2 separate regions of the Homo sapiens genome follow, and region 2 is linked to region 1. A link is a loop called in an ENCODE intact Hi-C map of the cell type or tissue named here. Cell type or tissue: heart right ventricle. All regions are shown on one strand. Each heading gives the region's core, and the rest is flanking DNA. Links, peaks and the distances in the headings are about the cores only.

Region 1 (12,381 bases), core at 2,933-10,932:
AAATTACGGAAAAAATTTAAAAAGAAGACAGTAGGATAAAGGTTAATGAGATGTAAAAATAGATCCCAAAGTTATACTATCAGAAATACCAGAAGAGAGAAAAATTCATCTCAGAATCGAATAAATAAATTCTCAAATTGGAAAAGACTCACAAAGTTCCAAGAAATATGAATGCTTTTAATAAGTAAAATTTAACCCTCAACATACCCCTATGATATAGGTAATATGATATCACAATTTCACAGATGGGTAACTAAGATATGAAGATTTTAATCTTCCTAGCCACTTTATATGTTGACACTCATCCCCATGACATTGTTAATTCTCAAAACCATTCTTTGAAATATGCGCTATAATTATTCCAGGCTAACAGATGGAAAACTAGAGCATAGAGAAATTAAGTAATTTATGCAAGGTCATGCAGGTAATAAGTGCCAGAAATGGGTCTCTAACCAAGATGTCCTGGCTCAAAAGTTATATGCTTAACCATTATGCCATTGTTGCCATATAGCTGACTGAATGGAAAGTTACAAGTAAACACAAATGGAACTTTTAATTCTCATTGCATACAGATTTTAAAAAATCATGAAGCAGTATCTTCAAACTTCAGAGTGTGCGTATATATATATGTAAATATATATATAAATATTAAGCCAGACTTCTAGATTGGTTTTATTTTCTCATATTGTAATTCAGTCGTGGATTTAGGACTTTTGCTTTGGACTATAGTAAAGTGACTGGTATAGGACTTGACCTCCCACCACAAGCAACTAGAAAACTGGAAAAAATATAGAAAAAAGAGCTGTTTTTTAGATATTCGACAATGGATAGTATCTGTGATCTGAGAAAAGGACAAATGAGGTATGCTCAACAATTCCTCCTGCTTTCTGCTCAAAAGCACTCATTGGCCTGCAATATGAAATTCATCACACTTTAAAAAAGACTAAAAAAATTAGATTCCCACTATTATTTTACCAATAATACATATAATTCAATCAAAATTGTCTAGACATGTACAGAAGAAGGAAAATATGAACCATAATCAGGAGAAAAATTCTGCAGAAACAGGTCCCGAGATAACAGAGATACAGGAAGTGGCAGACAGGGACTTTACAAGAGCTATTGTGCACAAATAAAAGAAGAAAAACAAATGTCCTGCACCACTCAATACAATACTTCCCCTCTGGTCATCAAAATACGTGTTGGGAGTTCTCCCTACACACCAAGCAATTCTCCAGCGGACACTAACCGGATGTCCTATAATTTAATTCAATTCTGATACTACCTACCTGGAGACTGTGTCAGATTCCACAGGTGAAGGTTTTGGTTCCACAAAACTGTCCCTACTTCAGATGCCAATCACAAGCCATCCATAACCTTTGCGTTCCCAGAAACCACTTCTTGGGTTCAATTACTTTGCTAGAGTGCCTCACAAAATTTAGGGAAAGACTTCACTTATGTTTACTGATGTATTACAAGGGATGTTACAAAGGATACGTAGAGGGAAAAGATCCATAGGACAAGACATGTGGGAAGGGACCCAGAACTTACAAGCCCTCTCTAGGTGCGCCACCCTCCAGACACCTCCAAGTGTTCAGCTGTCCAGAGGCTCCCCAAACCCCACTCTTTTTTTTTTTTTTTGAGACCAAGTCTCGCTCTGTCTCCCAGGCTAAAGTGCAGTGGCGCGATCTCGGCTCACTGCAAGCTCCGCCTCCCGGGTTCACGCCATTCTCCTGGCTCAGCCTCCCGAGTAGCTGGGACTACAGGCGCCCGCTACCACGCCCGGCTAATTTTTTTGTATTTTTAGTAGAGACGGGGTTTCACCGTGTTAGCCAGGATGGTCTCCTGACCTTGTGATCCTCCCGCCTCGGCCTCCCAAAGTGCTGGGATTACAGGCGTGAGCCAGCGCACCCGGCCCCTTTTGGGTTTTTATGGAGGTTTAATTGCATGGATGTAATTGGTTACATCACTAACGTGAGTTATCAACCTAACCTTCAGCCACGCTCTCTTCCCCGGAGGTCGGGCCCTATTCTGAGCTATGCTGGAGCCTGCCAAAAGTCACCTCATTAGAACAAAAGATGCTTCTATCACCCAGCAAATTTCAAGGGATTTAGGAGCTCAGCACCAGGAACTGGAATCAAAGACCAAATAGGAAAACAGAAGAGTGTCCTAGCGCCCCTATCGACAGGGGTTTTTGAAGCTCTGTGTCAGGAACTGGGGGCAGAAACCAAATATATATGTGTGTGTGTGTGTATATATATAATATCACAATATTACAATATGGTTAAGGATTTCCAGAAAAAAAATACGGATAAGAAGAGAAATGAAAGACATCGTTTTAAATCAGTGGAATTTCTAGAAAAGAAAAACACAATGTTTGAAATGAAAAATTAATTGTATCGGCTTCATAGAAGATTAGACATTGGAAAAGTAAAAAACAGTAAAACTGAAGATATGACAAGAGAATAATTCTGAAATGAAAACAGAGAGAAACAGGTTTAAAAAAAAGTGACTAAGTCTCGATGACTTGTGACATCAAGTGGTAGAACATGGAGATCCATAGGCCAGGCGCAGTGGCTCGCGCCTGTAATCCCAGCACTTTGGGAGGCCAAGGCAGGTGGATCACTTGCAGTCTGGAGTTTGATACCAGCCTGGCCAACACGGGGAAACACTATCTCTACTGAAAATACAAAAAATTAGCCAGGTGTGGTGGCATGCACCTGTAGTCCCAGCTACTCCAGAGGCTGAGGCAGGAGAATCGCTTAAACCCAGAAGGTGGAGGTTGAAGTAAGCTGAGGTTGCACCACTGCATTCCAGCTTGGGCAACAGAGTGAGACTCTGTCTCAAAAAACCAAAACAAAAACAAAAAAACAAACAAACAAAAAAAAGAGATCCAGAAGTAAAGTGGAATTGAAAAAGAATTGAAGAAATAATAACTGCAAGTTTATAGTCCCATGAAGCTAAATAATCTCAAATATAATAAAGAAATAAAATAACACTGAGTCACATCACAATCAAAAGGCTAAAAACTAGAGATAAGAGACAATCTTAAAGAGGCAGAGTAAAAAAGATGGACATATTACCTACAGGCAAGTAAAGTTAAAATTAACCACATGCTTTTAAGAAAACAATGGAAGCCAGAGTTTAGTGAAGTAATAATTTTAAAGTTCTGAAATAAAAAAATTCAATGTGAAATTCTACATCTAATAAAAATATTTTTTAGAAATAAGGGAGAAATAAATATTTTTAGACAAAGAAACCTGAGAGATTTACTGTCAGTAATGTGTACTGTAAGAAATATTAAAGTTTTCCTCAGGTAGAAGAAAAATAAGAACAAATAGAAACTTGGAAGGCCACCACAAGTAGTAAATATGTGGGTAAATACTGACATTTAAAAATATATAATTAAATGTCTAAATTTTAAAAAGTATGTTGAAATTTATAACACATGTAGAAGTAAAAGTATGTACTAGAAGCACTAACACAAGGATAGAAGATGAAAAATGAAAGTATTTTGTTGTAAAGCTTTTTTATTACACATAATGTGGTATGATATTATTTGAATGCAGGCAGTTATAAGTTAAAGATACTTATTGTAAACTCTAAAGCAATCACTACAAAAATTAGAAATAGAACAGCTAATAATTCAATGATGGAGAAAAAGTATAATATAATATGCAAATATGCTGAACGCAAAAAAGGCAGAAGCACAAGAAACAAATAAAAAGCGTGACAAATAGAAAATAAATAGCAAGATAATAGATTGAAGTCCAACCATACTGATAATCAATTAAATATAAATGGCCTAAATACTATAGTTAAAAGGCAGATAGGTAACTGCCATAGACTGTATTATCTCCCAGAGCTCCAGGAGTCATATTAACTTTGTTTTCCCCACTTTTCCCTCATATCACTGATATGCTGTGGTTTAATCTGAATCAAATTTAAGTGCATGAGACAGAGCTACAGTAGGAGAAATAGCAGCCACCAAGCTGGCTTTAGAGATTTGTAGAAATAGTAATGTCATGTCTATTAAAAAGCCCATTGTGAAGGGAGATCTGCAGGATTTACAAGTTCTCTACCGTGTCACAAGCACCACTAGAACTACCAGTACCACCAGTAAGTATTACAGTGATAGGGAGGAAATAGATGGTGAAGGTTATAAGGTTTGCAAGGAGGAGAGGAGGATTTGCAATATGCAAGATATGCATAAGATGAACAATTATAATGAATCTCTTGATGAGGGAGAAGATAATACAGTAGACAGGGAAGGCCAATAACTGGGCCAGGACCAGGGAATAATCTAGGACAGGTATCAGTAACTAGGTTCCATGGGTCCAATCCAGCCCATAAAATCTAAGATGTTTACTCTCTGGCCCTTTACAGAAAAATTTGCAGCTTCCTGGTATAGAGGGAAGGAAAAAAAGTTGCCTCAAGGAAACCCTGGGGCATCTCCACACTTGCTGCACCCTTTGCCAAGCTGCTGGTGGCTCAGGGCCTGAAATCTCACATTAAACCCTTTTGAGATGTTGCAAGGTCCTGACCTCCTTGACTTCTCTTGGACCATCAGCCCGCTCCTAAATCTCTTGAGGCAGAACCCCCATGTGGGCAGCATTTTGCTTCTTGTTTGCCAAGTTTGCAATTTTAGCTCCTCTCTCTCTCTCTCTCTCTCTCTCTCTCTCTCTTTCTGAGAAAGAGTCTTGCTCTGTCACCCAGGCTGGAGTGTAGTGGTATGATCTCGGCTCACTGCACTGCAGCTTCCACCTCCTGGGTGCAAGTGATCCTCCTGCCTCAGCATCCTGAGTAGCTGAAATTACAGTGTGATCTCGGCTCACTGCAACCTCCACCTCCTGGGTGCAAGTGATCCTCCTGCCTCAGCCTCCCGAGTAGCTGGAATTACAGGTCGCACCACCACACCCGGCTAATTTTTGTGTTTTCAGTAGAGGTGGGGTTTTGCCATGTTGCCTATACTGACCTCGAACTCTTGGCCTCAAGTGATCCACCCACCTTAGCCTCCCAAAGTGCCGAGATTACAGGTGTGAGCCACTGCACCTGGCCTCTATCTTTCTTTAATAAAGACATGGCACTAATTGAATAAAATCCAGAGGTTGTCAGACTGGAAAAAAAGAACTCACTATTTCTGTCCATAAGAAACCTACTTAAATATAAAGACATATTTAAAAGACAGAAAAAGATGTAGCAGGCAAGGACTATTCATGAAGAAATAGGAGTGGCTATATTAGTATCCAGAAAATGTAGGCCCAGGACAAGCATTATTGCCAGACATAAAGTGGGACATTTTGAGTCAATTCATTAAGAAGCAGTAACACTCCTAAATAAGTATGTGCTAAATAACAGAGCTTCAAAATACATCAACTGAAAATATAGAAAATCAACAATTATAACTGGAGATTTCAACAATCCTCTTTCAGTAAATGATACAAGTGGCCAAAAATACCAGGAAGAATGTAAAAGACCTAAACAATACTATCAAACAACTTGACATGTGATATTTATAGAACAAGTTACTCAACAACAGTAGAATATGTATTCTTTTCAGGTGTACATAATAAATTCACCAAGTCTCTAGAAAGCTGATGACTTAAGTATTACAGACTGTTTTCTGACTACAATGAAATTAAATTGGAAATAAATAATAAAAAGATATCTGTAAAAATCCCCAAATATTTGGACATTGAGTAATACATTTTTAAATAACCAATAAATCAGTTAACTAATAATAAGGAAAATCAGAATATATTTTGAAGTGAATGAGCATAAAGACACAGCATGACAAAATTTGGGGGATGCAGCTAAAGCATCCTTAAAACAATTTAGAATTTTGAATGTGTATATTAGAAAATAAGAAAGTTCTCAAATCAGTGATGTACATTGCCATCTAAAGAAGTTAGACAAAGCAGTTGAAATAAACATAAAAGTAATAAAGAAATCAGTAAAATAGAAAACAGATAAACCATAGAGAAAATTAATAAAGCTAAAATGTGTCTCATTCCAAACATCAATAAAATTAAAAATACTTTTAACTAGACCAGTTAAGCGCACACACACACACACACACACACACACACACACAAAGCACAAATTACAAATATCAGGAATGAGAGAAGTCGACATCACTCTAGATTCTGTTGTAGCTAAGATGACCTCAGTGATTCCCACTTCTTGGTATGCATGCCTTTGTGTATTCCACTCCACATTGAGAGAGAGAAGAAATATAACCAAAAAGATACTGTGGAAATAACCAAGTGTCGCTTCCAACATTAGGCCTTAAAGATGTTTTCCACTGGATCACTCACTCTGGGAGAAGCCAACTGTCATGTCCTTACCACAAACAAGAAGCTAAGGCTTCTTCCAGTCAGCCCTTCAGATGGCTGCAGCCCTAGCTGACCCTCCTTCCAGTCAGCCCTTCAGATGACTGCAGCCCTAGCTGACATCTTGATGACAACTTCATGAGCGATCCTGAGCCAGACCACTCATATAATCTACTCTTCAGTTCCTGACGCATTGACTGAGTGAGCTTTTAAATATTTGTTAAACATCTAAGGTTTTGTTTATGCAGCAATAGATAATACCAGTTCTATAGAAAGAAAATAAGAAAATATTATAAGCAACTTTATATCAATAAATATGATGACTTAGAAAACATTGACAAATTCTTTGAAAGACAAAATTGTGACATAAAGAAATGAAAAATCAGAGAAAGCCTATATCCATGAAATCAATTGAATTCATAAATAAAAACAGTTCCACAATGAACTTCAGGCCATGATAGCTTCACTGACTGGTGAATTCTATTAAACATGCTAGAAGAAAACAATACCCATAGTACATAAACTTTTGAGAAAACAGAGGAAAAGAGAACATTCACCAGTTGATTGCATGGAGCCCAACATAACTCTAATATTAAACCTGATCAAGACATAACAATAGAAAGACCAATATCTTCATGAACACATTGTAAACATCTTTAACTAAAAATAGATTGAATCCTAATTTGATTTTGATTTTGATTGTATAATATAGTGGACTTGAAAGAAAAACTAATCTAGGTATGGATATCCTGAAAATGTAGGTGAATGTTTTTTTCTAATATACATTGCTTGAAAACATGATTCCAAATTATAATGGATATTTGACGCTCAGAGAATGTGTCCACTGGGAGTTGTGATTCCCCCTCTCTCATCAGTGAGATGAGTTTAGCCAGTGAGGTTATATCAGGAGGATAGGTACAAATTTACTACTTCTACTACACATTTAATCAACTCTTACCTGCTACTATTGAAGTATTTGACTTGGGAACTCTTCTCTTGACAGAGCTGAGTGTAAGTAATGTTTGCATAGGATGATGATTTATATCTATGTAGTATATTCCTGTAGTGACAATAACAGCGTATACAATATCAGCAAAACAATTTCCCTAAAGAAAGTTTTGAGGGTAAAATGTCAAAAAGTAAACTCCACTTAAATGAAGAACAAAGCAGGCAAAATTGAATTGTAATGCTAAGAAGACTTGGCTTTCTATAAGGGTAAATTTTTGTGACTTGATTATTAAGTTAATTCAAAGGTCCATTACGGATCTGGGAGCTAGGGTTGTCTTAGCTTTGTTTTTTCATCATGATGAAAGTTGAAATTATGCTTTTGTTAACATGAGAGTGATAACAGAAGACACCCTCAGTGTCCCAAGAGAAATGGTCATTGTTATCTAATATTCATGGTTGTTACAATTTAAACTATAATATTCCAATAAGATACATTTTAAACATGTTGGAAAAAAGGTGAGATCATCTAAATTTTGACTGTTTGTTTTCTCCATTTTTCATAGAATGATTTGTTAACATTTCTACTAATATTTACTTAATGGTTGGCTTTGATTTTCAATAAGCACATGTTGTTATAATTGCCTGATCCCATTTATGTACAATCATAACCTCAGAGGTTGACCACACACAGGTAGAAGAGGTGAAATGGGAGATGTACTCCATCCTGCCTTCTGAGACACAGTTCCTATCAGCCTGGCCCCATGCTGTAATTCTTCCATTAGGTTCACCTAAAAGACAAATTGTCTTCAGAAGACCACATAAAAAGCAGAAGCGGAAGTTGAGACATATAACATATTAAGCAAAAATTATCTAAAATTCTGTGAATACACTTATAAGGGAGGAAATGATTGCATTTTGCTTGTAATCCCTGAACAGCCAGGTGGTATTGTCAGGTATGCACAGCTATTTAGGGAACAATTAGAGGGAAACAGAGATGATGAAAGTCAGAGGGGTACTCTTAAGTCAGAGCTTTTCTGCACTTAGGAATTTCCTACCACTTGAAATTGTTTCCAATTCATTTCTAAATTCAGATTCCAATTTCATGCTTTTCTGGAGCCATGTGAAGTGTATATTTTTCAAAAATATTTATTTGATTAAAGGTGTCTGACCCTATTTTCTTTCAACAGAACTTGTGGGTTTGATTCTCGGTGATTTGAGTCTATTTATGGAAATTGCGTGTATCAAAAGTTTGCCTTTCAGCTGGGCATGGTGGCTCATTCCTATAGTCCCATCTACTTGAGACTGAGGTGGGAGGTTTGCTTGAGTCAAGTTCAAGACCAGCCTGGGCGACAGAGTGAGACCCTTTTCTAAATAAATAAATAAATAAATAAAAACAAAGCTTGCTTTTCAACTAGATTAGGAACTCTGAGTGCATGAATCAAGTTACCTCTTTTATTAAATTTTGCAGTTGCATCTATCATGAACTCTGTATACAAATATGAAATGTGAAATATAATTCCTCGATTACTAGCAAATTTCCTTCTGCCATTAACATATATTCCTCCTTCCCTCGAAACACCATACATTTTCCTTTACATTTTTTCTATTCTCCTTTTCTTTTTACCTTCTCTTTTTCAGAAGGAAGTATTTGAGGAATTCTGTCCTGCATCTTGCTTGTTCCTGTGGTCTTGGTGTTTGTCCAAGTGTGAGACCTGAGGCTACACCTCACATTCGCAGCAATTGTCCTCATGTAAGACACACAAAAAGAGACAGCAAGCAGGATTATCCTAGACTTAGTATACGTGACAAGAAAGGCATGAGCTGTAACAAGTAAAAAGCTGTTTTGTTTCAAAAAATAGGGGTTGCTGATGAAGGAATCACATCTGAAAGAAACAACACTTTTCATGGAGGCCAGATGAAAGGAGCTTAGGGTCTTCCAGTGTGTGTGTGTGTGTGCACACTTGGGCATACTATAAATTAGCCTCAGACAGAGGTCTGCTATGAAACAGTTAATTCTGAAAAGTTTTCTATAAACTCCAGTGATAATGTTTCTTTTTCAGGTTCATGGAAAACCAGTTTAGCATCACTAACAAGCCACCTTACGGGTGTAGATAAAGGACTGGCGCCACAACGTCTATATGGACTAAACTTTTCATTTTCATCACTTTTTGGTAAGGACCTGAAAACAAAACTGAGTAACTGCTCTTGCTTGGGATGGAATTGCTCACTGTAGTCTTTGGAAAAAGAAAAGGAAAGGCCAAGAGGTAGCAACAAACAAACAAACAAACAACAAAATCTTGCCTGGTTTGCAGTGGGTCTCTCCCTGTTTCCTCTCTTCCCTTGGCCCTTTAGTGCCCAGGGCCCTCATATCACCCATGGCTTTCTCGAGCTGTTCTGCATCTCAAAATGGGTTTCCATATCATTATCCTTCTTTCAAAGATTTCCCCAGTGGCTCAGGCCTGTAATCCCAGCACTTTGACAGATTAAGGCAGGAAAATTGCTTGAAGCAAGGAGTTTGAGACCAGCTTGGGCAACATAGCAACATCCTGTGTCAACAAAAAATTTTAAAAAAATTAGCTGAGTGTGGTGGCATGCACCTGCAGTACTAGTCACTTGGGAGGCAGGGGTGGGAGGATCGCTTGAGCCCAGGAGTTCGAGGGAGCAGTGAGCTATGATTGCACTCCAGCCTGGGTGACAGAGTGAGACCTAGTCTCTAAAAATAATAAAAATAAGAGATTTCCTTTCTGTCTCTCAGAGAGATAACTCAAATCCAAAAAACTCAACTAAGAAAATTGCCTGTTGATGTTTCAAATCTTGTAGAATGAAGCTTTAAATTGTTTATCAAAGAAATATTTTGGTAGAAAAAGATCCTTTTATATTGGCTTGAAAATAAAACTGCTGCTACAATCTTCCATTTTCTCATATCTCCTATTGGAAACTGGGGAACAGGCCATCTTTGGGAAGCTTTGTATCTTTAATGCAGGAATTGGAAATGATACAACTCCTACCACTTAGGAAAATCAACTTCATGCTAAACATATTCAATGTCTGCTTTGTCTTGATCCTGACAATCAAAATTAAACATTTTTTGACTTCTCAGCTTTTGACACCTCCTCCTGCATGAGGGACAACACCATTCAGCTGTTGGGAGACAACTGTCCTCGAGTCTCATGTGTTCCTGCATTTGTTGTGAGGAGAGGCTCTAACGATCTTTGCTTCAGACTATCTTTCCAAGGATATTCGTATGGTGAACAGCACTGAAGGGTAGAGATGGTGTCTCCCACCAGAGCAGAGGAGAAATTTGTCTTCTGGCCAGTGTAATATAGATACCTTCCTAGAGGGAAAAGGGTGGGCCTATTTGCCTGCACCCCATTAGAAAAGACTGGATTTTATACGCTCTGGGTTCCTTGGCTCTTCATCATCCTTGTGGGATTTGTGGGCATGGAGAACTGAGAACTGGTGCACTCATGAAGGTTATGAAGATCATGCTGTCTTGTATTCCATAAGTGATAAAGTTCTTTGTCACCAACCCAGAAGTGTTCTGTCTTTTGCCAGAATCTATTAAGCTGAGGCGGGCTAGACTGTTAGTTTGCAAACTGGGTAAAATCTCAGATACTTCACAGTTCTTCATGCCAGACAGTTATCTTTAGACTTTTCCAGATGGCAATCAGGAATAAACTCTATTCTCAAACCCTTAGGAATATACGGTTCAAGTTCACTCAAGAACTTGTACCATGATGGGAAGACTAGATAGCCAAGAAGGAAGTTGGACCCCACCTTAAGCCATGTGAAAAATTAACTCAAAATGGATCAAAGATCTAAAAGTAAGAGCCCAAATTATAAAACTCTTACAAGAAAATATACAGACAAATCATGACCTCTGAATTGGTGATAGATTCTTAACTATGATACTATAAACATAAGCAACAAATTAAAATTGGATAAATTGTACTTTATCAACATTAAAAACATTTGTGCTTCAAAGAAAACTATCAAAAAAGTGAAAAGACAACCCACGGATTGGGAGAAAATATTTGCAAATTGTATATATCATAAAAGACTTGCATCTAGAATATATAAAGAACCATTACTACTCAATAATACAAGGACGCCCCAGTTAAAAATCTTAATGCATTTTTCAAAAGAATTAAATAGACATTTTTCAAATAAGATACATAAATGTATAATTAGCACATGAAAAGATGCCCAACATCATTAGTATTCAAGGAAATGTAAATCAAAGTAATTAGATACCACTGCCCACCCCTTTGGTGACCATAATAAAACATTCAGAGAATCGCAAGTGTTAGTGAGAATGTAGAAAATCAGAACCCTCATACTGTGCTCGTGGGAATGTAAAACAGTGCAGCCACTTTGGAAAACACTGGCAGTTCTCAAAAAGTTAAACGGAGCCACTGTATGACCTAGAATTTCCACTCCTAGGTATATATCCCAAATAATGGAAACTGGTACCCACATAGACACTTTTGCGCCAATGTTCATTGCAGCATATTTCACGATAGCCAACAGATGCAAAGAACCCAAGTGTCCATCAACAATGAATGGAGAAGCAAAATGTATTATATCCCTTCAATGGAATATTATTCAGCCATAAAAAGGGATGAAGTGCTAGCACATACTACAATATGAATGAATTTTGAAAACAGTAAGTGAAATGAAAGAAACCAGTCTCAAAAAAGCCACATATAATGCCATTTGTATGAAATGTCCAGAATAGACAAATATATAGATACAGAAGTAGATTCGTGGTTGCTTAAGCCTGGGGATATGGGGAGCTTGGGGTGTGACAGGGAAAGGTTGTGCGACTCCTTTTTGAGGTGATAACATGTTCTAAAATTGTGTGGTGATAGTTGCACAACTCTAAAAATGTCATTAAGTGGTACTGTCTAAATAGGTGAATTTTATGATATGTGAATTACAACTCAATACAACTGTAACCAAAAAAGAGAAAGAAAAAAGAACTCACAGCTCACTCTGCTTCTGCACAGCACAAGACCTCCTTGCTACTCTAGTTCAGCAAGTATCCACCCAGGGACGTGACAAATCCTGCAGTAGCAAATCCACTGGCTGAGTGATTTCG
Region 2 (12,381 bases), core at 1,947-9,946, 75 kb before region 1:
ACCTTTGGAGGTATAGAAGGGGGAGGATTTGAAAGTTGAGTCTTTCCATTTTCCTTTCCCACAGGTTTCAGATAGTAGCTGAACATGGCATAGAAATTTAGGAATTTCTCTTCCTCAACAACCCCACCTGACACAAGCATCAGCCACGGTGAGCTTGGCGATGATCTCCCTTCCCCTTTGCTACGTAAGTGTGTTCTTTGATATGACTCAATTAACCAAAAATTAGCCATCATGTATCTTTAAATGGCTATTGACAACGATTTCTGCTAGATAAGTGTTCTCTCGGGTCGTGTCCCTGACTAACCTGAGCTTACGACCTACCCAGAAAGGTTAGAGAGATATACCAGAACCAGAGTGATAGATTGCCCATAGAAAGCAAGCAAGAGTTGGACACAAAGTGCTGAATGAGTGATAGAGAATATATGATCTTTGTTGTCCCAGTATCCTGTACTTCCTTTTTTGGTAGCTTTTATTGCAATTGTAATGAAATTAATTATCTGGATGTTATTTAACATCTTGCCTTCACCTTTTCTTTCACCTTCCCTTTCACATCCCCTGGGTGCAGGGTCCTGGCTTGATTTTACTTACCATTGTATTCCCAGAGGAACACAATAGGTTCAGAAGTTCAGAAAAGTGAGCAGTCGCTGTCCATTGTGAGGCTTAACAACCATGACCATTAGGGAAGGCTTCCCAGAGGTACTTCAATTCTAGCAAAGGGAAAGTCCAAAGATTGCTATGGATTAGTCAGGTGGTCCTAAGCCTTGGTCTACACCACAAGACTTCAATGACATACTTTTCAATCTGGGGATCTCCAAACTGTTGTTAGGTCAGGAAATAGTGGATGCCTCACATCCTAGTGTGACTTGGACAGATGGCCAATATAATCTGGCTTAACCTGTTCCTATGTGTGGTCCAGATTAAAGTCACCACAGAAACATATCCAGTTTCCATGGGTTTGGCATGATGGCAGCCTGAACTCTCAAGCAGTTCCCAAACTCTAGTTTGTTAACTGTTGCTTAAATAAGGGATCTGAACATTTGGAAAGTAGCTCCATGCAGCACCATATCTCCGAAATTTCTCACTGTCTTCAATGGAATAGGTCTTTGTCTTTCATTCTTGTATCCAACTCTCCTAGGATTCAAAATAAGATGGCAGTCGACCCTTCTGTGGGATCCATAACTGTAGTACAGTGTGAATGGGAAGGAATCTTCAACCATAAATAGGTTTTTTAACCTTCTCTGCTCCTCCTGGAAAAGAAAGGCAGGCAGCTGGTAGAACATTTCTGCACTGTTCTCAATTAACTTTTGCTTGTTCCCCTCAGTGAGAAGAGAATGAGCCATCTCCACCCAACTGTGCTGTGACTGGAGCACATTAAGATGCACAAATAGCAGCCTAGCCTTTGAGTCTTTCTTTTCATATTTTTGCAGACAGCTTCAGTCCAAATAAGGTTCTTACTCCTCCTGAGATAATTCCTAACATTTCTAAATGGGTTTCAAATTCCCCACCAGTTCCACTATCAGTAATGAGCACCATATTTCACAAATGGGCCCGTGAGTTGTGCAGATGCACATTTTGTAACTGTATTCGGTTTCATTTTGAAATATTTTCAGGAACTCTGGAAAATAAATTATTTAGAAATGGAGGGGATAAACACCACATTACAATTATAAAGTGAATATGGAGGACTAAGAAAAATTAAAATAAAAACACTCACTAGCAACATTCTAGAGTTATTTTACTCTCCTCTGCCTTGGAATATTATGCATTTTGTTCTACTCAGGTGATTTTTGAGCTGCATTTTAAAAATTACTTTGAGTCTTGAATATGTTCTGTGGTGATAGAAGTTTGCCTTTGAGGGTGAACTTTAAATTTAGGGGGCTGCCCAAAGGACAGAAATAGCCCAATGAATAAGGTAGATGATTATGGTAGATGATATCAATTTAGTTGAAAAAAATAAATGGAAATGGAAAAGATTTTCTCCAAATGGATTTTACGTTGCAGCATGTGAAGGCTAATAAATACCGTAATCTCTGAAAATGACTCTTTTAAGAGGTTGACTCTAGATTGGCATGCTTTTTTCTTTTCTCATAGAGGCTATATGTATTGTGTTTTTATTTGTCCTCTCATTTACCTGGAATTATGTACCTAAATAGTGCAGCTGGAGCTGGATCTCACAAGCATCCTGGAATTCTGGTCCACTTCAAACAAGTATTTGATTACATCAAATGTAGTTAATTAAGATAATTACATTGTGCTTTTCCTCAGAAGAATACTAGAAGAAAATAAAAAACAGAAAAAACCTCCTGTATTAATAAATTAAATATTTGAAATGCTTCTGGAAGTGTTAAATTATCTTCAGGTGGGCAAACTTGTTCTAAATTCAAGCCCAGGTGGTACCTTACATTTTTTGGGGGGCGGAGGGGCGCTTCTCCTAGAGCATGGATTCAATTAAAGTTGCCTGACAGTGAAAAATCAACCTATTCTAAGATGCAGGCGAAGCTTTCTTCCATAGCAAAAGCACTGTTCTGCTTCTTGGCTTCAGTCATTGCTTTGTTTGCACTTTTTTTCCCTAAGTTCACACTTAAGGCACATTTTAATGCCTGTGACCACCACCTATTTCCTGTTATTGTGTTTCTTATGATAGGCTGCCCTCCTTGGAACTCTTATCTTCTCATCATCTCTGAGTCCTTTTAGTTGAGGTGAATTTGCCAGAGGCAGGGAAAACTGAACGAGCTCTGTTCATATTTGAATGGGAACCACACCATAGTATACTAAAATAAAGCATGACTATCCAATGTGTTTACCACTTTTGTTGTGGTTTTATTGTTGTGTTGTTTTAACTGTGAGCCCGAATTGGAACTTTTTAAAATTTCAGACTTCTATTTTTCCCCTTTGTCTTTTTTTTTTTTAAATCTCCAAGCTTGGACCTTAATTTGTCAACAGATCTCTTTCACATTATTTTTGGCTAAAGGCAGAAAGAAATTGTGTTGAAAAATATTATGAGAATACCTCTCCTGCTAAGTTTTGAGCCCAATATATATAGTAGACTCCAGAGGTTTGGATTATTCAGTTAAGATTGAATAAAACATCCAATGTTTTAGATTATCTGCTTAATTAAATCCCAACGCTGAACTGCTAGAGGTTTTCTTATCTAGAATGAACTAAGTGAATATTACAGAGTGACCTAAGTTGTAGGCAAGTGAGCTACTGCTTATATGTGAAGGGAATCCAAAACCCAATTGGTATGTCTTCATAACATGGCTAAGGACAAGTTGAGTTTATGTACATTTCTAAGGCCAATAGACGGTTTGCAGGACACTTGTTTCTGACATGATTAATATATGAAACGTGTCTGAATTAATCTGATTATTTTACCAAGCTATATTTATTTCAAGATGAATTATTTAAAAAACCTATTTAACTGGTAAAAACTTGGATTCTTAAGCTCGGAGGAACAAGCAATTTAAAAAATTTCTCAGCATATGAACAATGGTAGCAATTAATTTAATAAACAGTTTCTGAGAATCTACTCTATATTAGATGCTGTGATAGGCATTAATGATAGTGGAAGCAGAAAGACAATATTCCTCCCTTCAAAGAGCTCTGTCTAATCAGAGAGACAGCCAAGTAAATACACATTTTTAATTTAAATGTGCTATGAGCTTTAACACAATTATGTAGAAAGCTCTGTGGGGGCAACGAGGTTGCACATCTAATATTGTAGGTGACACTTTACATGAACTACTCAGTGGTTGCAAGATGTACACTAAATCCAGAAGGAAGAGTAAGAATTTCCTACAAGATGAGAGGCTAAAAGGAAGTAAAAGGGAATTAATTTCAGAAATGACATCATATGCTAGATGACAAACTAGAAAACCAAAGGCTGTTATTTATGTATCTTCACATTATATTTTATCTGTATTACACTGTATGGCATATTATACAACATAGATTATCTGTGCCTTAGTTTTTTAAGTGTAAAATTGGTATAATGATAGGTTTTTCTGAAGACTAAATATATTAGTACATATGAAACACTTAGGAAAGTGCTAAGAATACAGCAAATTAATATATATTAACTATTATATTAGCTATTATTTTCATGTTTATCCGTTCCCACTGATAATGCATAGCAAAAGCACAGGGTGGTTGATCAATGTATTCACTTATTCAGGAATATTTATTGAGCATGTACTATGTGCCAGATACTGGGGATTCCAAAGTAAAAAGACCATAACCTCCCCTCACAGTGCTTAAAATTCCAATACTGAGATGAAAGAAAGTAAATCATCACACAAACAGCGGTGTAAATTTAGAGACTAATAGACATTGAAAGAGCAGGAAAATGCTTGAAGGTGGGCAGGAGACGCTTCACTTGTTGTCATTGTTGGATTCCTCCTGAGAGACACAGTAACCTAAATGTTAAAATGAAGACAGCCCTATAAAGGCCTGAGGTAGGAAAAAGTTTGGTATGTCCCAGAAATAGCCAGGAGGCCACTGGGATTGGAAGACAGATAATGAGAGGAAGAGAAATAGTAGATAAGGCTGGAGAGACAGGCAGGGGCTAGATCACATAGGGCTAGATAGGGGAGGTAAGAAACTTGGATTTCATTTCAAGTGTAATGGAAAGTCCCTTCCAAATGAATAAGATCTAAGAGGCACAGTCAGTCAGTCTTTCAAAAACTTCTTCACTTACCTCACCGTGTCATCAAGCCCCCAATATAACTTGCCTGAACTGTTGGTTTCTTCATATTTTTCCATTCCCCTTCAAAGGGCAAAGCCATCGTGTTACCAGGAAACCATGGAGGAAATGTCCCAGGTGCCCCATTAAGCTTCACAGTTAAAAAAGTGAAAAAGACAATTCTTGATCTCAAGAAGCTCATGGCCCAGAGGGATAAATAGACACATAGGAGACATGAAGCCATGGAGTCGTGAGTGTGGCGATTGAGACAAGCATAGAGAGAGTGCTGGGGGAGCCTAAGGGAGCTCCACGTTACTCAGGGCGCTGGCCTAGGCCTTCTGAAGAAAGTGGTGAGTATGAGTTAGTAGGCAAAGACAACTGCATGGGAGAAAGTGGCAAGGTGCAGGTTTTCCAGGCAAGGTGAGCAATCCTGAGGGAGAGTCCGGAAGCCAGAAAGCACAGTGCTTTCTTGAGAAGGAAGGGAATTCAGCATGACTTGAATTGGAGCCCAGTGCCTTAATTTAATTCAAATTTTGGTGCTGCTTCTACTCCTTCACATTTTTCTTAACCTTCCTTTCTTCTGGATCCATACTGCTTTGTTTGGCCATTACTGACATGGTTATCAATCTAATCTTTAATAACAATGATTTTTGGCAAGATACTGACTCTGAATATTGATCTGCTCACATGTAAAATGGGTTACAAATTCGTATATCACGGTGAGGTTGTGAAAATTAAATCCACATCTCACAGTGTGGGTTAATAAGTAATCCACACCTCATGGGGATGGACACTAGCAGAGCAGCTGGCATACAGAAAGGGATCAATGCAGATTCATCTAGTTCGATTCCTCAGTTGTTTTTAAGAGAATGCTCAAATTCCACAAACCTCTAATACTTTCTATTATAGTACTTACTAAAGATCTTCTCATTCTTTCTAAATTTTCCTCAAGCTCTCTGTACTGTTTTACTACTCTTGTCCACATTTGTCTATCCTTCCTTTATCAAAATGGATTCACTGGCTATTTTTTGAAAGCACTCATCTCTTGCTTTGAAACCTTCTCTCAGGCTTACAAGTCTTCTTTACAATACTTGCAAAGCATTTACTTCTTCATTATCCTATACAGCTAGTCTTCTATCATGTAGGATAGGAAGAGAAATTGTGACTTCTTTCAGAATATAGCTTTTGAAAATATTTCACTTAATAAAATAACTGTGATAAACCTTTCTTTTTCTAAAAAAAAGACTGAGATAGGTTTAGAATTTTTCTATTTTTCTCCATTATCTTAGCATTTTTGATGATTCAAATGAATGCCGCTAGAGATTTTTTCCTATCCCCATTTTTTTTGCATCAGATCTTTGAGGAAATGAAAAATAGAATGGGGATAAACTTCGGTCCAAGTTTACTGAACAAATACCTATGACATGACTGTTATGTTCACACCCTCTATGAATCTTTGTGGTTGAAGGCTTAGTGTCGAATTTCCCAGTGTTCTGGAAAGCTTAGGCAGATGAGGTACAAGTTGTATGCCAGGACCGTCAGAGAATCTATTTATTTGGACACTGGCTAAGATAGGCTAGCTGGCATCTATATCATAGATGAAAACCAAGGTATCACTAAATTTAATAACACACCCCAAGCAAGTTCTTGTATGCTCATGATCTCATTTTGCCAGCTGTTTCCTTCTATCCCATTTGGCACCAAGATTTTTAAAGACACATTTTGTTCCAGACCTTAAGGGATAACTGCTGGCAGTAAATTTTTCATATATAAAATTCTTTTGTCCACTAAAATAGTTGCTCCTTGTTCAGCTTTCTTACTGCCAGTGTGAATGGAAGATATTTGACTCTGGATATAAAGGGCATGTAGTCTTTTCCTCTACTTCACTATCAGAAGGTGAGCCCATGATATACAAGAGAGGAAAACTAAAATTCCACACAAGGTACTAGTGAGTCACATTGAGCAGCAGCACACATTCTATCTTACCCCTCCTTTGGTTCTTTGGGATCTAAAGCGTCATTTTTTTCACCTCATTTTAGGGAGCTGGTTTGGATTAAAGTCACATACAAACTGAGCCATCTCCAACATCTACATCAGGAAGTAACTCTAACTCAAGATAGAGGTCACTGGAGGGGCAACAGGTTTGTATTGCTTATTCTGGCTTCTCTTTTCGTGTACTGGAGATCATTTGGAAGAGCTACCAGTGACTGACCCTTTATAAGCATTATATTTTGAAATAAAAGCGATTGCTTGCTCATTAGCACTTCCCTTGATGAAGTATACAAGTGTCAGGTAAAACAAACTGAATCCTGCTCATGATGGATTGGAATGGACATTCCATTGGGAGATATCTGAGCCAAAACCACAAGGCTTTGGCTCCTAGTTGCTCATGAAGCTTCTAATTGACTTTCATACCACTTGCCAATTATTGCTCTTAAGAACAGTCCTTGAAGTAGAACTTTGATGGGCTTGTGCATTTCTAATGCTGAAATTCATTTGATCTGTAGTGTCTCATGGATTTTACCCACCAAATTCATTTAGAAGCATTATGTGCTATTTAATGGGAGATTATATTTGAAGAGTTAATATAATATGAAAATCTAAATAATTCACCATCTGTAAAAATGATCACTTAACTACACCTTTTGAAAGGCATTAGAATACAATATTTACAAAAGTATATTTTTCAGATTTAGGATGTTTTTGTGTATTAAGTAAATTGTAAAAAAATCTATTGATAGTTACACTGATTTTAAGATTACTCATTGTAAAGCTTTAAAGTATGAAGTATATTTAAGTATCAAAAGTCTTATTAAAATTATCTTCATTTCTTGCATGGAAATATGTTCAATTCTCCGTATTTTAAAAGGAAAAAAATAGACAAATGGGCATATTGGTCAAAAAATTAGAAATAAATACTCATTTTTAATGTATTCGAATTTGTGAAAGGTTTATTCCACTGACCATATCTTCCTGAAATTTTAGAGAAATGAATTCAAAAGGTTTTCTATGCATGTTTGTGGCTTCGTAAGTAGGAATGCTATCCAGCAGACATTTATTTAAAAAGCTATCTATAATTATGAGAGCAATCTGACTCATTTCTTCTGCTGGCAGACTGAATCAGAGACTACTTTTGGACTAACGTCAAGCAGTTATATAGAATATTTTGTAAAAGTCAGATAAGTAGTAATGTTCTGCATTTTTCATCCCATTTATATATAAATAAAACATGATTATATAAATTGCTGAAATAAAGATTGTAGCTATTTCTTTACTCAAAGTACTCTGGATATGTTTGTGAATAAAGAACAAAGGAACATTAATCATAGACTATGAGAAAATATGTTTCAATTGTCTTTATCTATATTCATTCACTGACTGAATACATTTTTCACACTGGAGAAATGCACAGATGATTAAGCCCAGGGCTTAAATACATATAGGGCATTCTAGAAAAATTCACCAATGTTAAAGCTATGGTCCTTAATTTCAAGTTGCTTTAAAAACTAATTTAATGTGTTATTTTCTTAGAAATTTATATCTTTATTATAGAAATTTTAAATAATACATGTAGACTAAAGAGGAAAACATTATCAATCCCCTTCATCACTCATGTTATGCAGATTTTCAGTCTTTCAGATGTAGGCATCTATCTTTAAAATGTCTTTGTTATAGCTTAAGGATTACTTCCCGGAGAGACCTTAATTATCTAATTAGGTTTGGCCTATTAGAATAGAAATCTCATTATGCATTACATTCTGTAAGTTTTTGGTGTACTTTTAAATTTTTCTCTCTCACACCATAAAGAAAAACTCCACGAGCTGGGACTGTATGTTTTCTATTTATTATTTTATTCTCAGTATCTTGTATAGCAGTTCACATAAATGTATGTCCAATTATTTCTTCCACAAAGAATTATCAAGTGTTTTTAATTGGCATAAAAAAGAAAGGAAACAAAAACAAACGAAAATACCAGAAAACCCTCAGGTTAATAGTTGATATACTGCATTACAATTCTAGAATCATACCTTTTTATACTGTTGAATATTTTCACATATAAACATGATCTGTCTTTTTATAAACATGGTCTTTCTATTTACTCAATGCATTTTTCATCCCTCCATAAAGTTAATTTTCTTCATCTAAGTCCTACACATTTCTACTTACGTATTTCGTCTCTTGTTGCTACTTGCTATGGTCTGAATGCTTGTGTCCCTCCAAAATTCATGTTGAAATCTAATCTCCAATGTTGGTATTAAGAGGTGGGGGGGTCTTTGGGAGGGTACTAGGTCATGAGGGCAGAACCTTCATGAATGGGATTAGTGTTCTTACAAAAGAGGACTGAGGGAGCTTGTTTTTCTCTTCTGATATGTGAGAAAACATGGTGTAACTTTTCCTCTAGGACTTTATGTTTTTAATTATTCTTTTCCTTGAAGTACTTTTGACACCTTAGACAGAAAAATGAACTAAGACTGCTGGCCATGATGGCTCACAACATACCTGAATCCCGGCACTTTCGGAGGCCGAGGTGGGTGGATCACTTGAGCCCAGGAGTTTGAGACCAGCCTGGGTAACACAGGAAAACCCTGTCACTACAAAAAAGACGTATTGTCATCAGACAATACATCTGCTGACACCTTGATCTTGGACTTCCCAGCCACCAGAACTGCGAGCAATAGATTGCTGTTGTTTATATATTACTCAGTCTAAGGCATGTTGTTATACAAGCTCGATTGAACTAAGGCACTACTTTTATCAGGACTATTTGCCATTAAATTTTTAGAACAATTTTTAAATAAATTAGCATAAAAAATTCACTTCTATGCAATTTTTTGTTGGTCGCTAATCTCTTTAGTTATTTATGAAAGTTTTTCAATGGGTTCTCTTGAGTTTTCCTGGCAGCACATAATATAATACGCACATGATGATACTTTTTATCACCTTCTTTCAAATATTTATGTGACCTTTATTTTTCCTGATTCTGCATTGGCCAGCATATTGTGAGTAATTTAAGGTAAGAGTGAGTATAGTGATGGTCCTTGTCTTTTTCATACTTCAATGGCATCATTCCTTGGATTCTATTTTTAAGAAAAATAGTTCTGCTGCTTTGAGACAGATTTTAAAAATCATGTTCAGAAATTTTTAAAATTTGTTTACTAATAGTTTTTATGAGAAAATATTACATTTTCTCAGTGGCTTATTCTGTGAAATCTGTGAAGATGATCTTCTAGAGTTTTTTCTTTTGATTTTGTTACTATTTTCAAAATTAGGTTAGTGTATTGAATTATCTTTTTATTCCTCGAATACATTCTCCTCTTTTGCTATTATGATTAAAAATATTTTATTACTTTCTATTGGCTGACATTATGTTTGTGTTTTTTGTATCTATTTTCTTAGGGCAAACTGTCATAGAGTTCCCTCAGTGAGGGTTGTTATAAGCATTTTGCTGGATTCGAGTAACATGAGGCAGTACATAACTTGTCTGAGAAGCTTAAAGCTCTTGTTTCCTTCATTGTCATTTAGTTCACTCTCTGCCCACGTGTTATACACTTACGTTTCTTCTAATTTCAGCTCCTAAATACTTAATACCTCTTTAAAAATTCTCCTTGCTGCCTTTTGATCTTAATTGACTAGAAAACAACTTTCATATTTAGTTTAGTCTAAATCAGATTTATAGAAACTTCATCAAAAAGCAATAAACCCATATTAACAAAATAAAAAATACAAGAAGGTTCTAAAAACATTGAAAAATACTGTCTGAAAGTGGTGAGTATAATCAAAATTGGATTAATGTCTTTATGCTGCCATTTATTAGCCTTGAGACATTGGGAAAATTATTTAACCTATTACCTCAGTTTGCATATTTGCAAAATGTTACTTAACAGTGCCTAGTTATAGTTGTGCTGTGAGGTTTAAATGAGATAAGGAATATAAAGCGTGTAGCAAAGTGCTTGGTACATGGGAACCACTCTGGAGAAGTTAACTCATATTACTATACCTGGACTAAATATATTTGCTGGTTTGTTTTTTAATTACTGTATCAATAAGAAGAAAAACAGAACTGGTATAGAAAAAAATAAACTATGTAATTCAATGTTATAAAGCCAACTAATTAAGAATAAATTGTGGCAGATAATAGAATTATATATAGAACATAAGCTCCAAGATAAAGATTCAAATTATTTACAGATAATTACATTTAAATAATCAATGTCAAATTTTCCACTTATATGTGTTGTGTGTATATTATTGTACTCTGAAATATAAATTTGGCATTTCTGACAAGATTTTGTTGTTCTTAACTTTTTAAGGCTGAAGGCATTTTAATATCGCTATTTTTAATTTTTTAACTTAAAGATTTTCATAAAAATTGGTTACTATAAAGTTGTATTAGCTAATTTACAATGTATTGTATTATTGACACAAATTTTTAGACTTTGCTGTTAAATTATGAGTGTATTGCCATCTAGCCAGGCTAACATTTTATAATTTTCTCTAAAATTATAATGACAGCCAGTAACATGGTTATGTTCATTCTTAATAAATTAATGATGCTGAAGAGTCAAGATTGAGAGTGCAACCAAAAACCAATAAGTTTTATATTAATAAATGACACACAGGGTCTTAGAAAAAGAGGTATCATAACTTTCATTTGGAAAAATAGATTTAAAAACATATTTACTAAAATCTTGCTTTACTGGGGGTGAAAAGAATCAGAGATTTCCAAAAGTAAAATCAGTATTTATATACCCACATGCTTACAATAATCTAGATCAATATATTTCTATCTTTAATGTGTAACGTTTCCCCCAGGACTTTATATTTTTTTTATTATTTTGCTTGAAGTGTTTTTATGGCTTAAATAGAAAAATGAGCTAAGACTGTTGGGTGCAGTGGCTTTCACCTATAATCCTAACATTTTGGGAGGCCAAGGCAGGTGAATCACTTGAGCCCAGGAGATCAAGACCAGCCTGGGCAACATGCGAAACCCTGTATCTACAAAAAATTTAAAAAATTAGCTGGGTGTAGTGACCCATGCCTGTAGTCTCAGGTACTTGAGAGGCTGAAGTGGGAGGATCACCTGAGCCTGGGGAAGTTGAGACTGTAGTGAGCCATGACTGCGCCACTGCATTCCAGCCTGGTGACAGGCGTGAAGAGTGAGAGCTGTCTCCAAAGAAAAGAAAAGAAAAGAACTAAAGAAAAAGGAACCAAGACTTTAAAAAGATACACATAGATGTTTTCAAACTGTGGGTTTACTAAGATGAAAGACTGCTTAAACCTTTTCTAAGAACAATTTGGTTATTTGTTCATTTCCTAATTGCATATATTTGCCCAAATAAGACCCAAGAAACGCCCTGTGCCACTACCGCTCCATCTATAACAACGCTTCTTGTCAATTAAATGACTTTTTCCAAACTGATGTTTGCTTATTCTTTCCTTTATTTATTGTCATTTAATACTTTTAAGGCTTGAGAATTTAGATTTTTTTCTGTCTACTTTTCATTTTTGAAGGTTTTGAGTTGAGACTTCACAGAAAACTGAATACAAAGGCACTTCTATTACTTCCTGATCAAAGCATCATCTGAAAATTAGCTACAATTAAATTTCAAATACAAATACAGAGAAAAGTCAATCTAATATTATCTTTATTATCCAAAAGGAAACTAGAAAGGCCTTTACAACAGATACAAATAAGACAA

The links. Peaks named below come from ENCODE experiments on the same cell type or tissue, not always from the same donor. Only the 100,000 strongest peaks of a DNase experiment are listed, where the experiment ranks them.
Region 2: it touches region 1 in a loop (24-fold over the local background); 2 of 110 quality-filtered maps call a loop at or near these places.

Annotation. Positions count from the first base shown.
Region 1 is chr4:176,510,964-176,523,344 of GRCh38, forward strand. LOC124900817 (a long non-coding RNA gene) reads left to right here. Exons shown (of 4, transcript XR_007058376.1): 3 at 9,341-9,451; 4 at 10,381-10,751. Among named protein-coding and RNA genes, the nearest start is that of HAFML, 140 kb to the right of the region's middle. In heart right ventricle, for the core only: no CTCF peak of the experiment used is centred there; no DNase peak of the experiment used is centred there.
Region 2 is chr4:176,437,177-176,449,557 of GRCh38, forward strand. LOC124900817 (a long non-coding RNA gene) reads left to right here and starts at 5,911. Exons shown (of 4, transcript XR_007058376.1): 1 at 5,911-6,822. In heart right ventricle, for the core only: no CTCF peak of the experiment used is centred there; no DNase peak of the experiment used is centred there; H3K27ac peaks cover 677 bases.